3 separate regions of the Homo sapiens genome follow, and all the other regions are linked to region 2. A link is a loop called in an ENCODE intact Hi-C map of the cell type or tissue named here. Cell type or tissue: heart right ventricle. All regions are shown on one strand. Region 1 overlaps MAP3K2 (mitogen-activated protein kinase kinase kinase 2). Region 2 holds the start of PROC (protein C, inactivator of coagulation factors Va and VIIIa). Region 3 overlaps MAP3K2 (mitogen-activated protein kinase kinase kinase 2).

Region 1 (5,000 bases), 71 kb before region 2:
TGTGTGTGTGTGTGTGTGTGTGTGTGTGTGTGTATTTGTTTTGTTAAGCAAGAAGTAGAAAATGTGTGATAAAGGCAAACTCTGGCAAGCAAATGTCAGAATTAAATCCCAGGATCAGTCTAAGTTTCAAAATTTAGCATCCAACTACTCAGTACCATTTTTCTTGATTTAGGATAGGGTGGGCCATTCGTGACTCCATTTCCTTCTAGTGTCTTCCTGTCTAACTAATTCCCTGCCTCATGCTGGAACCCTTAACACAAAGGAGAAAAGGAAAAAACAAAAAGGAGGTAAACAGGAAAACAAAATATGTAAACTGAACATACACAATCCATTCCCATACTTTAGTGTCTTTAAACTAACATTATACCACAATATACGACCAAGAGTTGTATAACATATTCTCCCTGAGCACCAATGATTTGCTGCTCTATGAATGATAAAATTAAATTTTATGATTTCTCTCTTGCCATCAGACTTTAAGCAAATCACAACACATCTTAACAGCTTATTTTGAATGTCCCTGCTGTTACGCATAAAATGATCATTCTAAAACTACAGCAACACAAAAAGTACTTTAATTCAAAGTCTATTAAGTAAATATAAAACATTTCATAAATCTGCTATATCATAAAATTTATTTATAAAAAGGTTTATAATAACACATAATAGAGAAAGTTTTTTCACTTCCATTCTATCCTTTAATTATTGCTGAAAAATGCTTTTAGTTTGAACTCACCCATTATGGCAAACAGCTCAACAATTTGAAAATTAGGAAAATGGTTCTCCCATCAGCATTCTTTATGGCCTGAGAAGATAAAACAGATCAGCATATTAATAAAAAGAAACAGAAAAGGAGCCAGGAAAAGAAAAAAAAAAGTCAGTTTAAATAATACTAATGAAAAATATACAATATGAATACTTTACACATTTCGCTAGGGGGAGGTGTTTTATATTGAAGGTTGATCATGTAGGCACCCCCTTGCCTAACACATACCAAAATTCCAGACTCCCAGAAGAAAAGCAGGTATTCAGCATAAACCATAGTGTTTGTACAAACCATTATCAGTTGGAGGCAGGAACTCTCCTGAAATCCAAGTTCTCAGGTGTCAGCCAAAGGCTAACTCCTAAGCAGGCCTTCTACAAATCAGCAATCAGGCCCACTACATTAACTCTTTTTCTATATAAACAGCAATAGGAAACTAATATGTTGGTTTAAAAAAAAAACTGCATAACGCAATAATTATAACTGTGTTGCTGGGTATACAATATATAATAATATAATTCACATAATATTAACAGCACACAGGAAAGGGAAAGGATAGAGTTACATAAAAGAAAGGTGTTTATGACCAAGTGCAGTGGCTCATGCCATAATCCCAGCACTTTGGGAGGCCTAGGCAGGCGGATTGCTTGAGCCCAGGAGTTCGAGACCAGCCTGTCCAACACGGTGAAACCCCATCTATACAAAAAAATACAAAAATTAGCCGGGTGCAGTAGTGCATGCCTGTAGCTCCCAGCTACTTGGGAGGCTTGAGGTGGGAGGATCACTTGAGCCTGGGAGGTTGAGGTTGCAGTGAGCTGTGGCACTCCAGTCTGGGCGACACAGCGAGACTGCCTAGAAGAAAAAAAAAAGTGTTTGTATACCATTGCAATTAAGTTGATATTACCTCAAACTATGTTATTATAAGATGTTAACTGTAATCCCCAGGTCAACTAGAAAATAAGATGAAAAATATGAGTGCCAACATGACACTATGAATGGAAAATTCCACAAACCTGTCCTCATGTGATATGTCACAGTCAAAAGGCAGATGCACAACTCAGTTTATTCAGCATCCCCCAGGAGAAAAGAGACCCTACCAGCCCCTTCCACTGTAATATATCTTTTCCATGCATGCCCAAATTCCCCCATGCAAGAGGCCTACAAGGGTAATAATAGAAACTTTGTTTCAGACACAAAATTATTTTAAAAATTGTTGGCTAGTACAGTGGCTCACACTTATAATACTAGCAATTTGGGGGGGCCAAGGTGGGAGGATCACGTGAGCCCAGGAGTTTGAGACCAGCCTGGGCAACATAGGGAGACTCCCATTTCCACCAAAAAAAAAAAAAAAAAAGATTTAAAAAACAAAATGCCAGGTGTAGTGGTGCATGCCTGTAGTCCCAGCTAACTGGAAGGCTAAAGTGGGAAGACTGCTTGAGCCAGGGAGGTCAACGCTGCAGTGAACTATGATTGTACTCCAGCCTGTGTGACAGAGCAAGACCCTGTCTCGAAAACATTTAAAAAATTGTATAAAATTACCTTTAGCTATATGAATAAGATGTATATGAAACATAAAAGAATTTCATGTTTAGACTTGGGTCCCTTTCCCAAGATACCTCACTATGTATATGCAAATATTACAAAACATGAAAAAAATCCAAAAAACTTCTGGTCCCAAACATTTTGACCTGAATATGTTGCCTACAACAGACACTTTTTTTGGGGGACAGGAGGAGGGTCTTGCTCTCTTTCCCAGGCTGAGGTGCACTGGCATGATCACAGCTCACTGCAGCCTTGATCTGCCAGGCTCAAGCAATCCTCCCACCTCAGCACCCCCGAGTAGATGGGACTACAGGTGCATGCTATCACACCCAGCTGATTTTTAAAAAAAGATTTTGTACAGATTACCCAGACTGGTCTCAAGCTCCTGGGCTAAAGTGATCCTCCCAGTTTGGCCTCCCTAAGTGCTGGGACTACGAACCACAACACCTGGTCCACATTTTAAATTCGAAGACAAAATAGGTTGACAGTAAAAGGATAGAAAAAGATATACTATGCAAACAGTAGTCAAAACAGACCTGCAGTGGCTACACCACTATCAGGCAAAACAGACACAAAAATTGTTGTGACAAACAGCATTTTATAATGAAAGATAGCCAATACATCAAAAAGATATAGCAATTATAAACTTATATGTACCTAACAACAGAATCGCAAAATACACAATGCAAAAAAGTATAAAATTCAAGGAAGAAACACAATTCAAAAATAAAAGTTGGAGATTTCAATGCCCTGCGTTCAATAACGGATAAAATAAGTAGACAGAAAATCAATGAGGAAATACAAGACTTGTACAACACTATAAACTACTAGGCTTAACAAACACCTACAGAATAATCAACCTCAAAACAGCAGAATATACACTCTTCTCAAATACATATAGGACATTTCCAAGACAGACCAAATATTAGGTAATAAAACAAATCTCAGTAACTACATGGATTGAAATCACACAAAGTGTGTTCTCTGACAAAAATGCAATAAAATTAGAAATTGGCAACACAAGGATATCTGGAAAATTCACAAATATGTGAAAATTAAAAAACATAAAAATAATCAATGGGTCACTAGAAGGCATAAGGAAAATTAGAAAATACTTTGAGATAAAAATGAAAACACATCAAAACAAAATGTATTGGATGCATCTAAAGATAAAATTTATAACTGTAAATATTTACATTGACAAACAAGAAGGATGTCAAATCAATAACCTAACCTTTGACCTTAAAATACTAGAAGATGAGGAACAATTTAAATCTGAAACAAGCTAAAGGAATAGGGAGTAGAAAATAAAAATACCACTGAAATTTAAAAAAAAAATCAAGAAAACAAAAATTGGCCCTTTGAAAAGATCAACAAAACTAACAAACTTTTAGCTAATCAAAAAAAGAAGAGGGAAAACACAAATAACTAAATTCAAGAATTCAAAAGGGAGCAATTACACCAACCTTTCAGAAATAAAAAGGATAAGAGAATACTGTTAACAACTGTACATCAACAAATTAGATGACTGAGATGACACAGACAAATTCCTAAAAAGAAACAAATTATCAAAATCGACTCATCAAGAAGAAATTAAGAATTTGAACAGACCTATAAAAAGTAAAAAGACTAAATTAGAAATGAAAAATTTCTCACAAATAAAAGCCCTGGACCAGATCACTTCAAACATTTACAGAATTTACAAAAACTGGTTTTAAAAAAAAAAAAAAAAAAAAAAGAAGGAACACTTCCCAATTCATTGTGAAGCCAGTATTACTCCAATACCAAAACCAGACAAAGCCATCACAAGATGAGAAAACTAAAGATCAATATCTCATCAATACAGATGCAAAAATCCTCAATAAAATACTAGCAAACCTAACCTAGAACATTAAAAAACAAATTATATACCATGCACATTTGGGATATATCCAACAAAATCAAGGTTGGTTCAGCACATAAAATCCAATCAATGTAAAAAACCACATTAACAGAACAAAGAACAAAAACCAGGCAGGCACAGTGGCTCATGCCTGTAATCCCAGCACTTTGGGAGGCTGAGGCAGGCGGATCACCTGAGGTCAGGAGTTCGAAATCAGCCTGGCCAACATGGCAAAACCCTGCCTCTACTAAAAATACAAAAATTAGCCAGGCATGGTGATGGGCACCTATAATCCCAGCTACTTGGGAGGCTGAGGCAGGTGACTCCCTTGAACCTGGGAGGCAGAGGTTGGCAGTGAGCAGAGATCATGCTGCACTGTACTCTAGCCCGCGCGACAGAGCGAGACTCTGTCTCAAGGAAAAAAAGAAAAAAAAGAAAAAAGAACAAAAACCAAATCATCTCAAAACATACAGAAAACACATGTGCCAAAATTCAACACCCTTTTATGCTCAAAAGATAACAAACAGAAGAGGACATAATCAAGTTGATTATGGTGAAAAACTTCATGGTGAAAAACAGGATACATTCCCAGTAAGGCCAGGAATATGGGGATGTCCACTCTTGCCACACATCTATTTAATATTGTACTAGAGGTTCTAGTCAGAAGACGAGGCAAGAAAATGAAATAAACGGAATCCAGACTGGATAAGAAGTAAAACTATACCCATTTGCAAGTGACATAATCTTAGATACAGGAAAACCTAAGAAACAAACAAAAACAGTATTAGAATCAATAAACACGTTCAGCACAGA
Region 2 (5,000 bases):
GTTGATAATTGGACTTCATCAAAATTACAAACATCTGTTCATTAAAAGACACTGTTAAGTATAAAAGACAAGTCACAGACTGAGAGGAAATTTTTGCAAAATACTTAGCTGACAAAGGGCTTGTTACTAGGATACATACAAATTCTAAAAACTCAATTTAAAAAACCCTCAAAAACAAAGAAACAAACAAAAAACAGCCCAAAGACTTAAACTGGCACTTCACCAAAGAAGATATAAATAGCAAATTAGCACAGGAAAAGATGCTCAAAATCACCAGAGAAGAGGGAAATGAAAATTAAAGCTACAATGAGATACCACTACACATCTATTAAGAAGGCTAAAAATTGAAAATTAAAATTAAAAAACAACCGACAACACCAAATGCTGGTGAGGATGCAGAGCAACAGGAACACTCAGACATTGCTTGGTGGGAATGCAAAATGCCACCACCACTCTGGAAAAGTTTGACTTTATTTTTTTTTCCCAAAAGTAAACACGTACTCACCACATGACTCAGCAATCTTATTCCTAGATATTACCCAAGAGAAATGAAAACATATGCCCACACAAGGACCTATACATAAATGTTCTAGCAGCTTAATTTAATGATAGCCAAGAACTGGCAAATGGATAACAGATTGTGGCACATCTATATAATGGAGCCCAGTCAGCAATAAAAAGAAATAAAGTACTGATATAGAATTCCACATGAATAAATCTCAAAAGCTTTATGCTGAGTGAAAGAAGGTAGTCTTAAAAAGCTATGTACTGGTTGGGCACGGTGGCTCACGCCTATAATCCCAGCACTTTGGGAGGCTGAGGTGGGCGGATCACTTGCGGTCAGGAATTCAAGACTAGCCTGGCCAACATGGTGAAACTAAAAAATACAAAAATTAGGCAGGTGTGGTGGCGTGTGCCTGTAATTCCAGCTACTCAGGAGGCTGAGGCAGGAGAATCACTTGAACCCAGGAGGTGGAGATTGCAGCGAGCTGAGATCACACCACTGCACTCCAGCCTGGGCAAGAGAGCAAGACACCAACTCAAAAAAATATATATATGTGCTGTAGGATTCCCTTTATATGCTATTCTAGAAAATGCAGATTATAGAGATAGAAATCCAATCAGTGGTTGCCAAGAGTTGGGGTGGAACACAGAATTTCTGAGGGTGATGAAAATGTGTATATCATGATGTGGTGGTGGATGCACTATAACATACATTTGTCAAAACAAGCAGAACTGTACATTTTTAAAGTGTGAGTTTCCCTGTGTGTAAATTATACCACAATAACCTGACAACAACAAAAGAGAGAGACGTTGGACTGCATCCATCCCACTCCACTTCTTACCAGGGAGCTCCCGGGAGCCTCTCTAGTGTCTGTCCTCCCTGCCCTGCCTGGGGTGGGCTGAGCAGCACAGCGTCCCTGCAGAGAGAATGGAGAATGGGCAATGCCCACACAGGGGAGTGGCATGGGGTGAGAAGGAACCTTAGTCCCGTCAGCCCTGACCACCAGCCCATCTCTCATCACTGTTCAGCAGAGTGAGCTCAAGTTGGGTTTCTGGCATCTATTGGCAGAGCCAGGGCCAAAACGCAAGGGGTGGGGAGTGTTGTACAGGTTAGGGCTGACTGAATGATCAGCCCTAATCTGTACAACGGATCTGTGCAGTCTGAGCTTCCACACAGCAGCAGCTGTCCTTGACCCCTTCCCCTCCTAGTCGGCCCCTCCCTGACCTTCCCAGGCCTGTGGGAAGTCCTGTTAAGTCCCAGGCCATGTCCACTTTGTATAAAATACTTAAAAATAAGGCCAGGCACAGTGGCTCCCGCCTGTAATCTCAGCACTTTGGCAGGCTGAGGAGGGAGGATCACTTGAGGTCAGGAGTTCTAGAGCAACACAGCAAGACCTCCTCTCTCCTAAAAATTTTTAAAAATCAGCTGGGCGTGGTGGCACGGGCCTGTGATCCCAGCTACTGAGGTGGCTGAAACAGAAGAATCGCTTGAGCCCAGGAGATCTAGGCCGCAGAGAGCTGTGATCCCGCCACTGCACTCCAGCCTGGGTGACAGAGCCAGAGAGACCCTGTTTCAAAACTTTTTTAATTAAAAAATTAATAAAAGATTTAACGTGACCCTTATAACAGTCACCTGAGACGGACGCTGACCCCATTTTACAAATGTGGACATTGAGACACAGGGAAGTTAAATCCCCCTGTCAGAAAAAGGCTAGCGGAGGTTTAAGGCCGTGGGAACGTGACTCCAGAGCTGAGGGCTTTGGAACCCCGCCTGCTCCGGTAGTTGTGGCTGGCCTTGCCCCACACACATTTGGTTCTAGCTCCTTTGCTTGGGTCTTCATCCATGCAGCGAATTCCTTAGCCACAGGTGTCCCTCTGCTCTCTAACTCACAGCGAGCTCGCTGCCCAAAGTCCTGCTCCGGCTTCCTGGGTGGACCTGACCGCGTTCGGGTGCACGTGGGGCGACTCACACCTGACAAGTAAAGCGGGTGAGGCCGCGCCTGTGAAGGGCGCCTGGCTCCTCCGCAGGAGCGGTGCGGCGCGGCGCCCCCGGCTGGAACCAGGTGTAACTGCAGAGACCCTGGGATCGCAGGAACGGCTGGCGGCAGGACTGTCCCTACCTCGAGAAGGTGACGGGGTTTCCTGCGCTGCCAGCCGATGAGGCGGCCGTGACGCAGCCCGCCGTGCAGAGTCCCCGTCGGCCGACAGGCGTGCAGAGCTCTGCAGAGGACCCTTCCGCCCTCTGGGCAGCCTGCCAAGCCGTGGCACCCCCAACCCCCAGCACTGGGCACTTGGGAGCATTGCAGCCGCCCTGGCTCGTACCGGTGCCGGTGCTTTGGGCACCTGGGCTGGTTTGGACATGGGTGCCCCGGGCAGAGTCCATTTATGCAGGTCAGAATCAGTGTGTGGAGCCTGCATAGACTTGCCCTGGAGCGGCTGCCTGTGCTGGGGTGGGGAGGAGTAGAGGGCGAGAAGTTGGTGGGGAAGGGAAGCGGCGCCAAAAGAATACCCACAACATCTTGCACCTGGAAGGCAAAGCAGAGGGCAGTGATCTCTGCAGACTTGCGGGGGCGACGCCTGAAGCAAACAGGGACATACAAGCTGGTGCCTTCTGTGGTTGTGCATGGGGTCTTCATGCTTCCTGTCTGAGTTCCCAGAAGCTTGTCTCTGCTTTTCTAGGCAGCTGCCACAGCCTGTCACAAACAGCTCCTGGTTCTCCACTTCTCATAGTCTCGATTTCAAAATCCATTGCCTCACCCTCCACCTCCTCTCCACCTCCACCCCTCCTAGCACCTCCTGACTGCTTGTGTTCTGTGTCTCCCCACTGTCTCCCAACCTGGGGTGGGGTTGGGGGGGATGTCTTTCCTCCTGTCTGCTCTTTGATGTCCAGCTGAAGTGTCACCTCCTACAGGCAGCCTCCCCTGGCTATGCCAGCTTGTACTGATTGCCCTCTCCTCTGAATTCTGTAAGCATTTCCTATGTGTACCTGCCCCTGGGCAAGGTGGGCCTGACTTGTTAGAGTGTTAGAGTTTTACCCTGTTCCTCTAGGAGGGCCTGGTACCACCACAGCCCAGCATGGTGTGGTGCCTCAGCAGGAGGCATCTGGTTACAATCAACACAAGCTGTTCCAGCCAATTTAAAGAAACTTCAGGAGGAATAGGGTTTTAGGAGGGCATGGGGACCCTCCTGCACCCGAAGCCAGGATGTGCCACCAATCATAAGGAGGCAGGGGCCTCCTTCCGCTGCTCCCTGGGACTCTCTAGGTGTCCGTGGCCTCAGTCCCCCTCTGCACACCTGCATCTTCCTTCTCATCAGCTTCCTCTGCTTTAAGCGTAAACATGGATGCCCAGGACCTGGCCTCAATCTTCCGAGTCTGGTACTTATGGTGTACTGACAGTGTGAGACCCTACTCCTCTGATCAATCCCCTGGGTTGGTGACTTCCCTGTGCAATCAATGGAAGCCAGCGAGGCAGGGTCACATGCCCCGTTTAGAGGTGCAGACTTGGAGAAGGAACGTGGGCAAGTCTTCCCAGGAACAGGTAGGGCAGGGAGGAAAGGGGGGCATCTCTGGTGCAGCCCGGTTCGGAGCAGGAAGACGCTTAATAAATGCTGATAGACTGCAGGACACAGGCAAAGGTGCTGAGCTGGACCCTTTATTTCTGCCCTTCTCCCTTCTGGCACCCCGGCCAGGAAATTGCTGCAGCCTTTCTGGAATCCCGTTCATTTTTCTTACTGGTCCACAAAAGGGGCCAAATGGAAGCAGCAAGACCTGAGTTCAAATTAAATCTGCCAACTACCAGCTCAGTGAATCTGGGCGAGTAACACAAAACTTGAGTGTCCTTACCTGAAAAATAGAGGTTAGAGGGATGCTATGTGCCATTGTGTGTGTGTGTTGGGGGTGGGGATTGGGGGTGATTTGTGAGCAATTGGAGGTGAGGGTGGAGCCCAGTGCCCAGCACCTATGCACTGGGGACCCAAAAAGGAGCATCTTCTCATGATTTTATGTATCAGAAATTGGGATGGCATGTCATTGGGACAGCGTCTTTTTTCTTGTATGGTGGCACATAAATACATGTGTCTTATAATTAATGGTATTTTAGATTTGACGAAATATGGAATATTACCTGTTGTGCTGATCTTGGGCAAACTATAATATCTCTGGGCAAAAATGTCCCCATCTGAAAAACAGGGACAACGTTCCTCCCTCAGCCAGCCACTATGGGGCTAAAATGAGACCACATCTGTCAAGGGTTTTGCCCTCACCTCCCTCCCTGCTGGACGGCATCCTTGGTGGGCAGAGGTGGGCTTCGGGCAGAACAAGCCGTGCTGAGCTAGGACCAGGAGTGCTAGTGCCACTGTTTGTCTATGGAGAGGGAGGCCTCAGTGCTGAGGGCCAAGCAAATATTTGTGGTTATGGATTAACTCGAACTCCAGGCTGTCATGGCGGCAGGACGGCGAACTTGCAGTATCTCCACGACCCGCCCCTGTGAGTCCCC
Region 3 (5,000 bases), 91 kb before region 2:
ACCTTATACCTTTTATTAATATGTTATACTTTTAAAGTATTTAAAATTTGTAATGTAGAGAATAGAAATTTGTCCTGTGACTAGGCTAAGAAACTCAAATAGGAATGATTGGGTGGGAAAAAATAAACAGGATCTGAATACAAATTCAAATAATCTCTTATGATAAAACATGTATGAGTGTGCACACAGAAACATACACACACACATCTTAAAAAGGAACCTCCTCACTTCTGGATAAAAAGGAGGAAAAAAATTTACTCTCATTTCCAATAATGATTTTAAAATCTAAAACAAAGATGCAGAAGTTCACAGGTAGTAATTTTTTTCTTTTCTTTTTGAGATGGAGTTTCACTCTTGTTGCCCAGGCTGGAGTGCAGTGGTACAATCTCGGCTCACTGCAACCTCCGCCTCCAGGGTTCAAGCGATTCTCCTGTCTCAGCCTCCCAAGTAGCTGGGATTACAGGCGCCCACCACCATGCCCAGCTAATTTTTTGTATTTTTAGTAGAGACGGGGTTTCATCACGTTGGCCAGGCTGGTCTCATACTCCTGACCTCAGGTGATCCACCCGCCTCGGCCTCCCAAAGTGCTGGGATTACAGGCATGAGCCACCGCACCTGGCCAGTAATTTTTTTTCTTAAAGGGATGATGTAAGTATCAATCTCATCATCAAAGAGTAATTTTCTAATATCATTTAAAAGTTACTCCTTTTGGATGGGTGCAGTGGCTCATGCCTGTAATCCCAGCACTTTGGGAGGCCAAGGCAGGCAGATCACTTGAGCCCAGGAGTTCGAGACCAGCCTGGGCAACATGGCAAAACCCCATCTCTACTAAAAATACAAAAATTAGGCCGGGCACGGTGGCTCACGCCTGTAATCCTAGCACTTTGGGAGGCCAAGGCAAGTGGATCACTGGAGATCAGGAGTTTTGAGACCAGCCTGGCCAACATGGCAAAACCCCATCTCTACTAAAAATACAAAAATTAGCCAGGTGAGAATCGCTTGAACCCAGGAGGTGGAGGGTGCAGTGAGCAGAGATCATGCCACTGCACTCCAGCCTGGGTGACAGAACAGAGTGAGACTCTGTCTCAGGGGAAAAAAAAAAAAGAAAGAAAGAAAATTACTCCTTCTTGGCCAAGTGCAGTGGCTCACACCTGTAATCCCAGCACTTTGGGAGGCTGAGGCAGGAGGACCGCTTGAGCCCAAGACTTCAAGACCAGCCTGGGCAACATGGTGGGACACTGTCTCTACAAAAAAAATTTTTTAATTAGCTGGGTGTGATGGCAAATGCCTGTAATGGCACACACCTGAACTCAGGAAGCCAAGGCAGGAAGATCACTTGAGCCCAGGAATTTAAAGTTACAGTGAGCTAAGATCATGCCACAGCACTCCCGCCTGGGCAACAAAACCTTGTCTCTTAAAACAAAAAATTATTCATTTTCTTTTAAGGGATAACCAAGTCTTATAAGTTGTCATAAAGCCAAAATGCCCATTATACTTTTGTTATAACACAATTCCTCATATTTTTCTAATGGTATTAACACAAATATGAGGTTTTAAAAAATTTTTGTATTTATTTTTGTTGTTGAGATTTTTTAACTATTCTTGTGGTCTAATTGCTAGAAACTTACCATCATTATACTCTTGATGATGATATGAAACATGATACCTTCTTGGATATGTTCCTCCTTTTCCAAATTTCTCAAAGATAGGGTTATCATAGTCTGTTAAGACATATAAGATGGTTATCTTTTATTTAAAAAAAAAAGTTAAATATTTCTAATGATGAAAAGCACATTTATAAATCTTTATTTGACTTTTCAAAAATCCCCCCTCTCCCTCCCAGCCAAAACATTATCCAATGACATAAACATTTAAACATTTAGAATTTATAAAGTCTAACCTGAAAATTCCTGATGATTATCTGGGTAGCTCTGAGCCCTAGGCATTCGTGATTTTGGATAGCTCTCTCTATAAAGAAAAAACATCACATTAAGTTTACAGAAAGAACGTAAGACATTAAAAAGAAAATCTTTGAGCAATATCTATATCTATCTGTGCCTCTCTGTATGTGTTTGTGTAAAGGAGCTCACTTTGAAAGGTTAGCATACCTAAAAAAGAAAAACTACACTTACTTGGTACATGTAGGCAAAGAGCATGACTTAAAATTAACCTTACAGTACAGTGGAAGAATGACGTATTTTGGAATCATTAGGTGTTTCTAAGCACTGTGTTTCAATCCAAGCTCTGCCACTTAACTATGTAACCTTGGCAAATCACCCTTCTGCATCAACAAAAAAGATAATTTCCAACTATTCAAGTGTACATAAGTAAGGTATCCAGGATAGTGTTTTGCAAATGGTAAGTACTCAAATATATAGCTTTCTCGTTACTACTTCCCTGAATTTCTTAAATGTCTACCTTAAGATAGACATTGACACAGACAGAAATTTCATATACATGGATAAAAGAAACTTAAATGTGCATTCCCACGCAATATTAGTTATTTTTTTCAGAATTTGCTTTCATAAAGCAATTCCAGAGAGGATTACCAAGAATACTGTCCTATTGAGACCAGGAGGGGGAGCACGTGTAACAAAAAATTCACATTTTGCAACTTTATCCTGCTCATATTCCTGAACAGCTTTTTCACAAAAGTACTTAAATTTTTGCCTACATGTACCAATGTGACACAGTGGGCTACAATTTCCAAGAATTTAAATTATTTCTAATCTGGTGCCAGAATGAACATAATCCTGAACAGGTGAAATAACTCAGGAAATTTCCAAAACCAAACATATTAATGTAAAAGTTGATAGCACTTTTCATAAACACAGTTTTAAAAGTAAATGTACATAAATTCTAAATTTGATTTGCCTTCAAACACACAATTTTGACAAGCAGGAATACTCAAACTATTATAATCAGATTTCCTTTTAACTAACAAAGATACTGAGTCCCATGAGGTAAAGGGATTTATCCACACTGTGCAAAAATTCATCTGCCGTCATCATACACAAGTACCAATTCTATTCCTCTGAATGTAGCACAAAAAAGTTACTGATAATTCAACATTCTATCTGTATGAATATTTACTCATATCTATTAAAAAAGAAAACTACAGTAAGCTGAGCATGGTGGCTCATGTGTGTAATCCCAGCGCTTTAGGAGACCAAGGCAGGAGGTTCGCTTGAGCCCAGGAGTTCAAGATCAGCCTGGGTAACAAAGTGAGACCCCCATCTCTACAAATAATACAAACAAAATAGCCAGATGTGGTATTAATAGCAAATGCCTTTGGTCCTAGTTCCTCGGGGGTCAGAGGTGGGAGGACTGATGGAGCCAAGGAGGTCAAGGCTGCAGTAAGCCGCATTCACGCCACTGCGCTCCAGCCTGGGTGACAGCAAAACTCTGTCTCAAATAAACAAATAAACCCTCCAAAAACTACGATAAACATTACCCATCCAAAGGACTATCAAGTGATGGACAACTTCCTGAGCCAGAATTTTCAGGGCTGCTTAAAGATAATGGATCCAGCATCTAGGAAAAAAAGGAGTTCCACCATGATTCAATTTGATATAACCAAAAGTTGCTTATTAAAAAAACCTGCCTTAATTAGACATACTTCATGTAACATAAAATTCACCCATTTAAAGTATACAAGTCAAGGCTTTTAGAATACTGAGAGTTGTGCAACCCTCACTCACAATTTTAGAACAATTCCATACTCAATAGTGGTCACTCTCCAGAGTTACTCATTTTCAAATGTCCCTTGTAAGCAAGCCACGACTTCAAAATTTCCTAAGAGAAAAATATTCTTTCTCTATAGACTATTGACTAAATAATTAAAAGCTACAATATTTCACACTATTTTGCTTACTGAAAACTGAACAATGGCCCCACCCAAACTGAGACTAATGACACTATGACTATTACATTATTAGAAAATGTAAACTACTATAATAGTGTGAACATATAATGCGATGCAATGCAATGTTAAGGGAATAACAGCAACTCCATGAAAACATTTTAATACTATAAAATTGAAGTATTTTTTAAATGTTTCAGAAAGTTCACAAACCTCAGTTTCACAAAGGTAAATATTTGTAGTTTCATTCTATCTTTCAAATGTTTAAAAAAAAAATCTGGCTGTTAAATTACAAAGCAAATGCATTATCATTCACTCACTCTCATTCATTCACTTATTGAGCAATATAAAACCAGCTGTATTCCAGCTTTCTTTATACAGGCACATGTAAATTAATGGGCATTTTCCTATATTTTTTCTATTTTGTTCAGTTAAGAAGATATGTAATTAGAGAAGAGATAATACACACACACACCCAGTTACGTGCCAAATCACACTGACCCTGACAACATCTCTTTAAATTAAATTTAAAAAATCAAACTTTTGCTTACTTGGTCCATGCTCTCTGGAATGAACTCTCCTTCACTGTTGATACTAGTGAATGACCCATTCCGGGCAACCTGGTGTAATTCATCTGGAATGTAACCTGGGGGAGGAGAACTTCTATCTCTACTAGTAGGACCTCAAGGAAGAAAAATAATGTAATTTATAATTATAGGCAAGGGAATCAAGTTTTGTTTTAAATAGGCTATATTTCTGAATTATATCATTAATAATTTCAGCAAAAGAAAATTCAATTTTTATTAAAACTTATCAGAACATTCATTTGTAAATCTTCAAATGGCTTTATAACCTTTGTAAATTCCCACCCTATCATAATTATTAACCTCACCATAATATTCATTTATACTCACTAGGTAGGATGGTATTCTGACTGCTGATAGGATGATAATACAATATAGATTTCTGGCATTAAGACAGTTTATTTAAGTAATCACATTTCTTATGAGACAATAACCCACTCTATTTTACTTGGTTCTGTGGAAATGATGCTATATTTATTAGTACAGTGTCTCACCTTTCCTCATAGTTTTTTGAAATTAAACTATGTGAGCATTTAAGTTCTGGTCCAATTTAA

What was found. Hi-C counts contacts between places; a loop is a spot of excess contacts. Peaks named below come from ENCODE experiments on the same cell type or tissue, not always from the same donor. Only the 100,000 strongest peaks of a DNase experiment are listed, where the experiment ranks them.
Region 1: it touches region 2 in a loop (2.5-fold over the local background); 33 of 110 quality-filtered maps call a loop at or near these places.
Region 3: it touches region 2 in a loop (6-fold over the local background); 21 of 110 quality-filtered maps call a loop at or near these places.

Annotation. Positions count from the first base shown.
Region 1 is chr2:127,342,390-127,347,389 of GRCh38, forward strand. MAP3K2 (mitogen-activated protein kinase kinase kinase 2) reads right to left here. Exons shown (of 17, transcript NM_001371910.2): 2 at 737-805. The coding sequence starts at 740. Among named protein-coding and RNA genes, the nearest start is that of MAP3K2-DT, 43 kb to the right of the region's middle. In heart right ventricle, no CTCF peak of the experiment used is centred here; no DNase peak of the experiment used is centred here.
Region 2 is chr2:127,413,503-127,418,502 of GRCh38, forward strand. It overlaps PROC (protein C, inactivator of coagulation factors Va and VIIIa), which reads left to right and starts at 4,925. Exons shown (of 9, transcript NM_000312.4): 1 at 4,925-4,990. RefSeq lists enhancers at 1,886-2,648, 3,029-3,088. In heart right ventricle, a CTCF peak has its summit at 2,559 (motif pointing left); a DNase peak (open chromatin) is centred at 2,639; H3K4me3 peaks cover 953 bases; H3K27me3 peaks cover 749 bases.
Region 3 is chr2:127,322,274-127,327,273 of GRCh38, forward strand. It overlaps MAP3K2 (mitogen-activated protein kinase kinase kinase 2), which reads right to left. Exons shown (of 17, transcript NM_001371910.2): 8 at 4,414-4,544; 9 at 3,455-3,534; 10 at 1,901-1,968; 11 at 1,629-1,721. Among named protein-coding and RNA genes, the nearest start is that of ERCC3, 31 kb to the left of the region's middle. In heart right ventricle, a CTCF peak has its summit at 2,566 (motif pointing right); no DNase peak of the experiment used is centred here.